Linked DNA regions of Homo sapiens: regions 1 and 2 are each linked to region 3. The links are chromatin loops, found by intact Hi-C in ENCODE. Cell type or tissue: gastrocnemius medialis. All regions are shown on one strand.

Region 1 (2,500 bases), 400 kb before region 3:
CTGATCTCACAGGCTTCCCCTTCTTCTAAATATTGCAAGGCAAACCCATAGTTTGTCCTCTGGTTTGACCAGGTTCTTGGTTCTGATAGCCCCTTATTCTGAGCCTTCCAGGCAGAGACTCCTACAGGACTCTGCCACCTCAGGACCCAGCATAGGGCTGGGTGTCCTGAAGGTCTGCTAAGGGGACTCATGCTGAGCCTTCGGAAGGTCACAAGGAGAGAACAGAGGGTGGGCTGAGGGTCCACATGCCAACATGTCAGGAGTTGGACTGCTTGGGTTCCAATCCGGCTCCCGCACCTCACTGCCCCTGACCCTGGGCAAATCACCAAACCCTTTGTGATTGGTTTCCTCATCTGTAAAAAGGGAATCATTATAGAACCCCAAAGCAAAATTATAAGGCTCGGGTGAAATACTGTATATAAACCTTTTATTACAGGGCTGGGCACAAGGTGAGTGCTCGCCTTGACATTGTTGCGCCAGATTTCCCTAAGCACATCACTGCATGGCTGTTCTCTCTTCTGGATACGGCCGCCCTTTCTGCCTAGAGACGTTTGATTCTTCCTGGGGGGCGGTGCAGGGTCAGGTGAGCAGCTGGGGCTCCGGAGGGTCTGGGTCTCTGTCACTTCTTGCTGCGTCGCCTTCTGTGAGTCCTTCCCAGCCCCCTAATCATGCCCGCCTGAGCAAGAGGATGAGAAAATGCCGACCCCGTAGCGGGGACTCTGCTGCTGTGCGGGGCGCGGTTCGCCGAACCCACTGGCCGCTTCTAGAGAGTCGGCCCCAGGGCCAGGACCTCCACTTGGCAGGCGCTGGGGCGCCCAGGGGCAGGGCCAGCGCGGGAAAGGCCGCGAGTCCTTCGACCCCCTGGCAGTCTGGGAGCCGGCCGCGGCTGCCATGGCAACGCCCGGAAGCTGCCGGGAGGGGAGGCAGGCCCAGCCGGGACGAGGCCCTGCCTCCAGCCAACGCTCCGCCCAGAACGAAGCCCCGCCCCGGAACGAAGCCCCGCCTCCAGCAACTCTCTGCCCGGAGAGAGGCCCGACAGCTGCGACCCGACTGGTTCTGTCCGAGCCCGACGGGCCGCGCTGACCCAGCGACTGTGCCTGACTGACCACAGGTGCCGCCACCGCCTGATAATACGAGTGTGTCAGCTTCCGTCTGACTGAACGCAGGTTTCATGGGTGCCTGACAGACCAAGACTGCTGGATCTGTCAGCCTGGCCGCAGCTGGCTGACTGGCTGACTGGCTGGCTGGTTGACTGGCTGGCTGACTGGCTGCCTGGCTGGCTGGCTGGCTGGCTGCTCTTGCCCGGCCGCCATCTGGGCCTGACGGGCTGCGTCTGACCGGGCGGCCTATCTGCCTCTGCCTGACCAGCCTCCATCTGTGCTTGGCGAGCTGTGTGACCGGCCGCGACGGTCTGTGTCTGACTGAGCACAAGGTTCCTAGCGGCCGATCAGCTGCTTGACCCCATCTCTGCTGAGCCGGCCGACACCGACGGATTGACTCTGGCAACGCCTGGCCCGAGTGGCGCTACCGGCTTCCAGAGACTTCCTGACCCCTGCCGAGGTTGCACCGCTCAGCGCTGCCCTGTGAGGCGCTGACTGTGGCCGCAGCTGAGTGCGGCTGCCCCTTCACAGACAGGGCGTGCAGAATGACGGTCGCCTGGCTGTCCCTCCCTAGGCGCCCCTGGCTAGCTCGGCTTGCCTGGCAGCGTCTGTGTCTGAGGGACGTGTTGGTGGCCGCCGCTGGCCGCATCTGTCCCCCTGCAGGTGGGCATCAGGTTGCCCCCGTGAAGTGCAGCTGGGGCCGAGCCTGGCTGAAGGACGGCCACCTTCTCTCCAGCTGTCCAGCGAGGGCTTCTGAGGTGGTGCCCTCCGGGGCTCTGTGGCCTGGACCTCTCCAGCCACACACAGTCAGAGCCTTAGGGGATCCCAAGCAAGGGCACCCACAGGGAAGAGAGCCTAAGACAGAGGCCAAGGGACAGGCAGGCAGCAGGGGTGGGACTTCGGGCCAGGCGAGGAACAGCTGGAAGAAGCTCCGGGGCTGGGAGGAGGCCGCAGGACCTTGAGGTGCCGGAGTTTAGGGATCCGATTCTGTAAGGGAGGCAGCACCTTGAGGAGTTGGGTTGGTGTGTGGGGTCCTCAGGACACGATCCCTGACTTTGAATACCTTTTTTTGCGGGTTTTGGGGAAATCTCTGTCAGTGCCTTGCTGCTCTGCAGAAGGGTCATCCCGCAGACCTCAGATCTCTTCCCGAATTAATTAATTTATTTATTTTTATTTATTTTTTTCTTTTTTTGAGATGGAGTCTTGCTCTGTCGTCCAGCCTGGAGTGCAGTGGCCCGATCTTGGCTCACTACAAACTCCGCCTTCCAGGTTCAAGCGATTCTCATGCCTCAGTTTCCCAGGTAGCTGGGATTACAGGTGTGCGCCACCATGCCTGGCTAATTTCTGTATTTTAGCCGGGGGTTTGTAGAGACAGGGTTTTGCCATATTGCCCAGGCTGG
Region 2 (2,500 bases), 81 kb after region 3:
GCTGCCGGCGACCCCAAGCCCGGGAGCCCTCACGGCGGGGCGCACCCCTGCACCTCCTGTCTGCCCAATGTCACTGCCCAGAGCACCCTGCGGAACAGCCCACGCTCCCCCCAGGTCCCCTTCTCCTTTGAGGCCCCAGGCCGCGGAGCTACTTGTTCATCGTGTTTCCCTCCACGAAACCAGTGCTTCCCGAGTGGTTCCTTCAACCCCGCTCTGGCGGGCGACCGCTGATGTGGACAGAGCGAGTCACCGGGCGTAGGGGTCCCTGGGAGCCCCCCCACCCACCGCCTCTGCCCTCCCCACGTCGAGAGCCGTTGCCCGTCAGGGGAAGCTGCACTCCCACGGCCCATACAAGTGGGAGGCCTCTGGGGAAGCGGCCCTGGACATTCCGTTTGCCTCTCTGGAGGGGAAGGGGTGGCCCAGAGCGAACCCCCACACCCCCTCTCCCATTGCCTGCTCACCCCATCACCTCCCCTCCCTACAAGGCCCTCTGTGCAGCCCGGGCTGGCACAGCAAGGAAGGGGGGCTCACCCCAGAGCGCCCCCGCCTGCCAGCCCGTGGGTCGAGGCCAAATAAGGCCGGACGGCAGCCGAGGGCCCCCGCACCCCGCCCGCGGCCCCGCCCCGCGCACATTCTTCTGCCTTGTAAGGCCCGGCCGCCACGCCCCGCCCCCGCCTGGAGTCCAGACCCGACGGCCGGCCCAGTTCCACGCACCCAGCGAGCCCAAGCGCCTTCTCCGCACCAGGTGGGATCCGGGGCCCCGGGGGTCTTGAGGACAGGCCTAACGGCCCAGGGCTGGAGATGAGAGGTGGCCCGGGCCCGACCCGGCTGTCACGGGGGGCAAAGGCGGGCCCCACGGACTGGGACGTGGTAGGGTCTGTTGGGCACGGACTGAGGGGTGAGCTGGGGCAGCGAGTTTGCTGGGGGCCGACAGGGACTCTGGCCAGGGGCCGGGCAGCAGGAAGGCTGTTCTGGCCTCTGAGAAGCAGTGGTCCTGCGGCAAGGGAAGGCCATCGTCCAGGCCCTGCCCCTTTGCTGAGGAGCTGGAGATGCCAAGCCCAGAGCTCCGGGGGGGGCTGGGGAGCCCGGGTACAAGGGTGCTGGGGAGAGGGTTGCAGTCGTCAGTTCCCCCTGGCCCAGTAAAGGCATGTGTGTCACAGATGGAGAAACAGCCCTGTGGGACTCCACGCCCCCACAGCATCTGTGTCCCCTCCCCATCTCCCATCCCTACACCCTGGGCCAGGGGAAAGGGACCGAGACCAGGGGGCCCTTCCGACACAGCCAGTGCTGTATGCAGGGACCCGGGCCTTCCCCTCTCTGGGTCATCTCGCCTGTGGGTGGGGAAGGTCTGCGGAGGGCCCTGATGGACTCACCCCTAGGGGGCAGGACGAGGACTAGTGGCTGGGAGAACCTGATCCCTGCTCTTCCCAGCCCTCCAGCTGCTCTAAGGAGGAGACTCAGATGAGGTGCACTGAGAAGGAGGCATCTGGCCTGCCCAGCTCCAGGGGCTGGAGGTCATGGGGGCACTGCCCTGTGCTGGCTTCAGCCCAGCCTTTTCTGTTATGGTGGGAATCTGGACACCAGGATGGGGGACATGGCATCCAGTCACATCCAGGCCAAGTATCAGTGCTGACCCCTGGTGTCTAGGGCACCTGAAGGGGGAAGCGATGGCCTCAGAACTAAAGGCCCCACCCATGCCTGCCCCTCGCCCCTCCACCAGTTCTAGAAGGCGCCTCTGGATACACAGAGCCCTTTCCCACTCCACTGCCACAGGCCCGCCTGAGGACTGGGGCTCCCTGTTTTGTTCAAGCCTCGAGGGCACCAGCAGCCAAGTTTGCTCTCCACTGACCCAAACCTAGCCCAGGAATCCTGTCTTCCAGGTGGCCCCTCCCCCTCTCATGGGCACTCCACTCCCCTTCTGGGGCCTCTTTTCCTAGCTGCACCATGGGGGCACCCCTGCCTCCGCTCACCACTTCCCACAATTGCTGGGGTGGACATGGCGGCCTTGTGCAAGCCCTTAAGTACAGTGCTCCCAGCCACACCACAGCAGAGAGTGCAGACCGGGTGGCCATGAAGGCAGAGGGGCCCAGCTGGGCTCAGACCCAGCTGTGGGTGGCCTGGCCATGCCTGCCCTAGAGCTTCATAGAGTGTGGTGGGGACAGTGATGGCCATCACAGCCTCTGTTGGGCACAGTGCACTGCCTCTCTGCATGCAGCCTTCTGTGGGCACCAGGAGTCAAAGTTCCCGAGAACACTGGACTCAGGGAAGGACTAGGCCCCTCTAAAGCACGGGAGAGGAGGGGGCCGGCATCTGGGGACAATGGCACTCCCAACTAGGTCATGGGTGAGAAGGAATTCTGTCTACCTTCCTGAACCATGCAAGAAACACTGAGGGCTGGGTGTGTCGGTCCGTGGGACACGGGCAACCACTGTCTCATGACTACAGGCAGTGATGGCCCTGGGGACCAGCTGGGGCTGGCCGGGATCCCAGTCCAGGGTTG
Region 3 (2,500 bases):
GAGGGTGGAAGTGGAATAATGATATTTCATCTTATGCTGTGTGTGCTGCCTTGGGTTGTCAGGGCCCATAACAAATGTACCTTGTTTTTTTCCTAAGTAAATCAACCTTGGCTCACGCCTGTAATCTCAACACTTTGGGAGGCCGAGGTGGGAGGATCGCTTGAGCCCAGGAGTTCAAGACCAGCCTGAGCAACAGAGACCTTGTCGCTACAAAAAATAAAAATAACCAACTTAAAGTGAATAGTACAGGCGTAGCATAAGTGACTGAGATAGGATGACCTTCAAAGTGCTTAGCACAGTGCCTGGATTCAAAACGGTTGGCTAACCCTCAATTCCGTTTATTATTTTTACACCTTAATGCAAAAACCATGACAGTGGTATTGGAAACACTATCATCTTCGCCAGTGCTCAAAATATTTTGATATGTCAAAAATTCTTTTCTCCATTTTTTGGAAAACAGATGCGAGAAAGGAAAGGACTTGCCTAGGTCACCCAGCAAGGCAGGTCATGAACAAGAGTTGGGTCTGCGTCTGGCAGACCTACCACAGGTGCGGCCTGGAGAGATGAGGCCCACAAGGCAGCGACAGGACCTGGATTCAGTGAGGAGAGGGGACTCGCGGGGTAGAAGCCAGGAACTGGGAAGGCGAGGAGGCGTGAAGGCACCACCTACTGCCAACCCGGCTCGAGCTGGTCACTTTGCCCTCCATGAGATCGTAGGTGTGCTTGTTGTTTTATTTTACGGGGGAGGAATGGAAGGCTCAGGGAAGTTGAATGCGGATGTTGTTCAAGATCACACAGGCCTCCAGAGGCGGAGCCGGGATTGGAACCCAATCTCTAGGACTCTGGGTTAGCAAAGCAAAGGGAGGATGCAGTGGCGAGGACAGCTAGATACACCTAGGGCGCAGAGCAGCCAGGACCAGAGGGCCAATCTGACTATGCAGGGGTGAGAGGGCCACCTCGGGCAGCTTCCTCGGAGCCTCGGTTCCCCCCTTACAGCGAGGTGTCGCTGGGGTGAACTGGTGGGAACTCCCGCCTCGGTCCACCTCCCGCACAGAGCATGCGTCGCGTTCCAGCTGGAACCGGTTTGGCGAGGCGGTTCGAGGGGCGGCGACCCCACCCCCACCCCCCCATGCTCGGGCATGCGCGTGCCGACGTGGGCGCGCGCTCCTTTCCTGGGCCGGCCGGCTGGGCGTGGGCCGGACGCGGCGGCCCGCGCGCCTGCCGACCAGCCCGGCTGCGCGCGCCGGGCCACATGCCAAGCGGGCTGCGCGCGCCCCTGCCCGGCCCGGGAGTCCCTGACGACGCGCGCGCGGCTGACGCGGGGGGCGGGGAGGGGCGGGGCAGGTGCGGGACTTTAACCCGGAGCCCCGCCCCTCGGGCGTACAAAACCGGAGCCTCGGGCCGGGCTGCGTGAGGGAGGAGGGTGAGTGCCCGCCGCTGGCCGCCGCCGCCGCCGCCAGTCCGTCCGTCTGTCCGGTCCACGTCGTCGCTGCCGCCTCCTCAGCCCGGACGCCCGGGGCCCGCCCAGCGCCGCCCGGAGCAGCCGCGGCCCCGCGAGGAGACGGGGGCCGCCCCGCCCGGCCCGGCCCGGCCCTGCCCCGCCCCCGCCCTCGCCCTCCTCCTCCTCCTCCTCCTCCCCGTCTGTCCGTCCGTCCGTCCGTCCGCCCGCCCGCCCGCCCGCCCGCGCTTCCGTCCTGTCCAGCCGCCAGTCCTCCAGCCCGTGTCCCCGCTCCGCCCGCTTTGTCTCTCCCCGGCTCGCTGTCTCTTTGTCTCTGCCCTCGCGCTCCTCCGCAGCCCCTCCCTCGCTCCCCATCTCGGGTCCCCTTCTCAGAGCGCTCTTCAGCCCTCAGAGCCGCCCTTTCTGGGCGACCCCACTCTTCGGGACTCCCCCTCAGAGCGCCCCCAGATCTTTTGGGGTTCCCCTTGAGAACACCTTCCACTCTCCCCAAGGGCTCCCCGTGAGTTTCTTGCACATCCTTTGGGGGTTCTGCACCCCAAGTCGCTGGGGTCTCGCCTCCTCTGAACCCCCATTGCCCCTGGGCTTTCCCTCTTCTGGGTGTTCCCCATATCCACTGGGAGCTCCTAGGTCCCAAGTTGGGGTCTTTCTCCTTGGGACCCCCCAATATGTCCTCAGCTCCCTGACTTCAGGAGCTCCTCTCTGCTTTCCCCTGGTTTGTCCCCTGTCGCTGTCTCTCCTTGTTCTCTCTCAGGTCTCCGAGCACCCCCACTTCTCGGGATCGGGGTCCCCTGCTTTGCTCTCCCTGCCCCTCTGTGCCCCCACATCTGTCTCGGTGGTCTCGCCACTCTGTGCCTCTTGCGCTGAAGGCCCCCCTTTGAGCCTGCTTCTTTGCCTGGGGCCCTTGGCCCCCCCTTGCTTTTTCAGCCCTAGCCCCCTGTCTCCCCTTCTCTCTGCTCCTTGTCTCCCTCTCCCTTTTTCTGTCTTTGCCGGGTCTCTGGGTCTCTGACCCCCATCCGGCCCTCATGGCTTTGTGTCTGGAGC

Evidence for each region. Peaks named below come from ENCODE experiments on the same cell type or tissue, not always from the same donor. Only the 100,000 strongest peaks of a DNase experiment are listed, where the experiment ranks them.
Region 1: a loop joins it to region 3, with 10 times the contacts of the local background. A loop is called at or near these places in 3 of 110 quality-filtered maps.
Region 2: a loop joins it to region 3, with 5 times the contacts of the local background. A loop is called at or near these places in 48 of 110 quality-filtered maps.

What each region holds. Positions count from the first base shown.
Region 1 is chr20:36,063,833-36,066,332 of GRCh38, forward strand. No RefSeq gene overlaps it. Among named protein-coding and RNA genes, the nearest start is that of NORAD, 14 kb to the left of the region's middle. RefSeq lists a silencer at 685-984. In gastrocnemius medialis, a CTCF peak has its summit at 1,474; DNase peaks (open chromatin) are centred at 257 and 1,019; H3K4me3 peaks cover 1,770 bases; H3K27ac peaks cover 1,380 bases.
Region 2 is chr20:36,540,817-36,543,316 of GRCh38, forward strand. It overlaps MYL9 (myosin light chain 9), which reads left to right and starts at 703. Exons shown (of 4, transcript NM_006097.5): 1 at 703-745. All of the region lies in intron 2 of DLGAP4-AS1 (DLGAP4 antisense RNA 1), which reads right to left. RefSeq lists a silencer at 524-723 and enhancers at 1,504-2,157, 2,158-2,500. In gastrocnemius medialis, a CTCF peak has its summit at 1,350 (motif pointing right); DNase peaks (open chromatin) are centred at 665, 1,346 and 2,485; H3K4me3 peaks cover 2,350 bases; H3K27ac peaks cover 2,500 bases; H3K27me3 peaks cover 388 bases.
Region 3 is chr20:36,460,088-36,462,587 of GRCh38, forward strand. The region is part of intron 7 of DLGAP4 (DLG associated protein 4); the gene reads left to right. Among named protein-coding and RNA genes, the nearest start is that of MYL9, 80 kb to the right of the region's middle. RefSeq lists silencers at 840-1,422, 1,128-1,607 and enhancers at 933-1,723, 1,724-2,500. In gastrocnemius medialis, no CTCF peak of the experiment used is centred here; DNase peaks (open chromatin) are centred at 612, 1,054, 1,354 and 1,754; H3K4me3 peaks cover 1,495 bases; H3K27ac peaks cover 2,349 bases.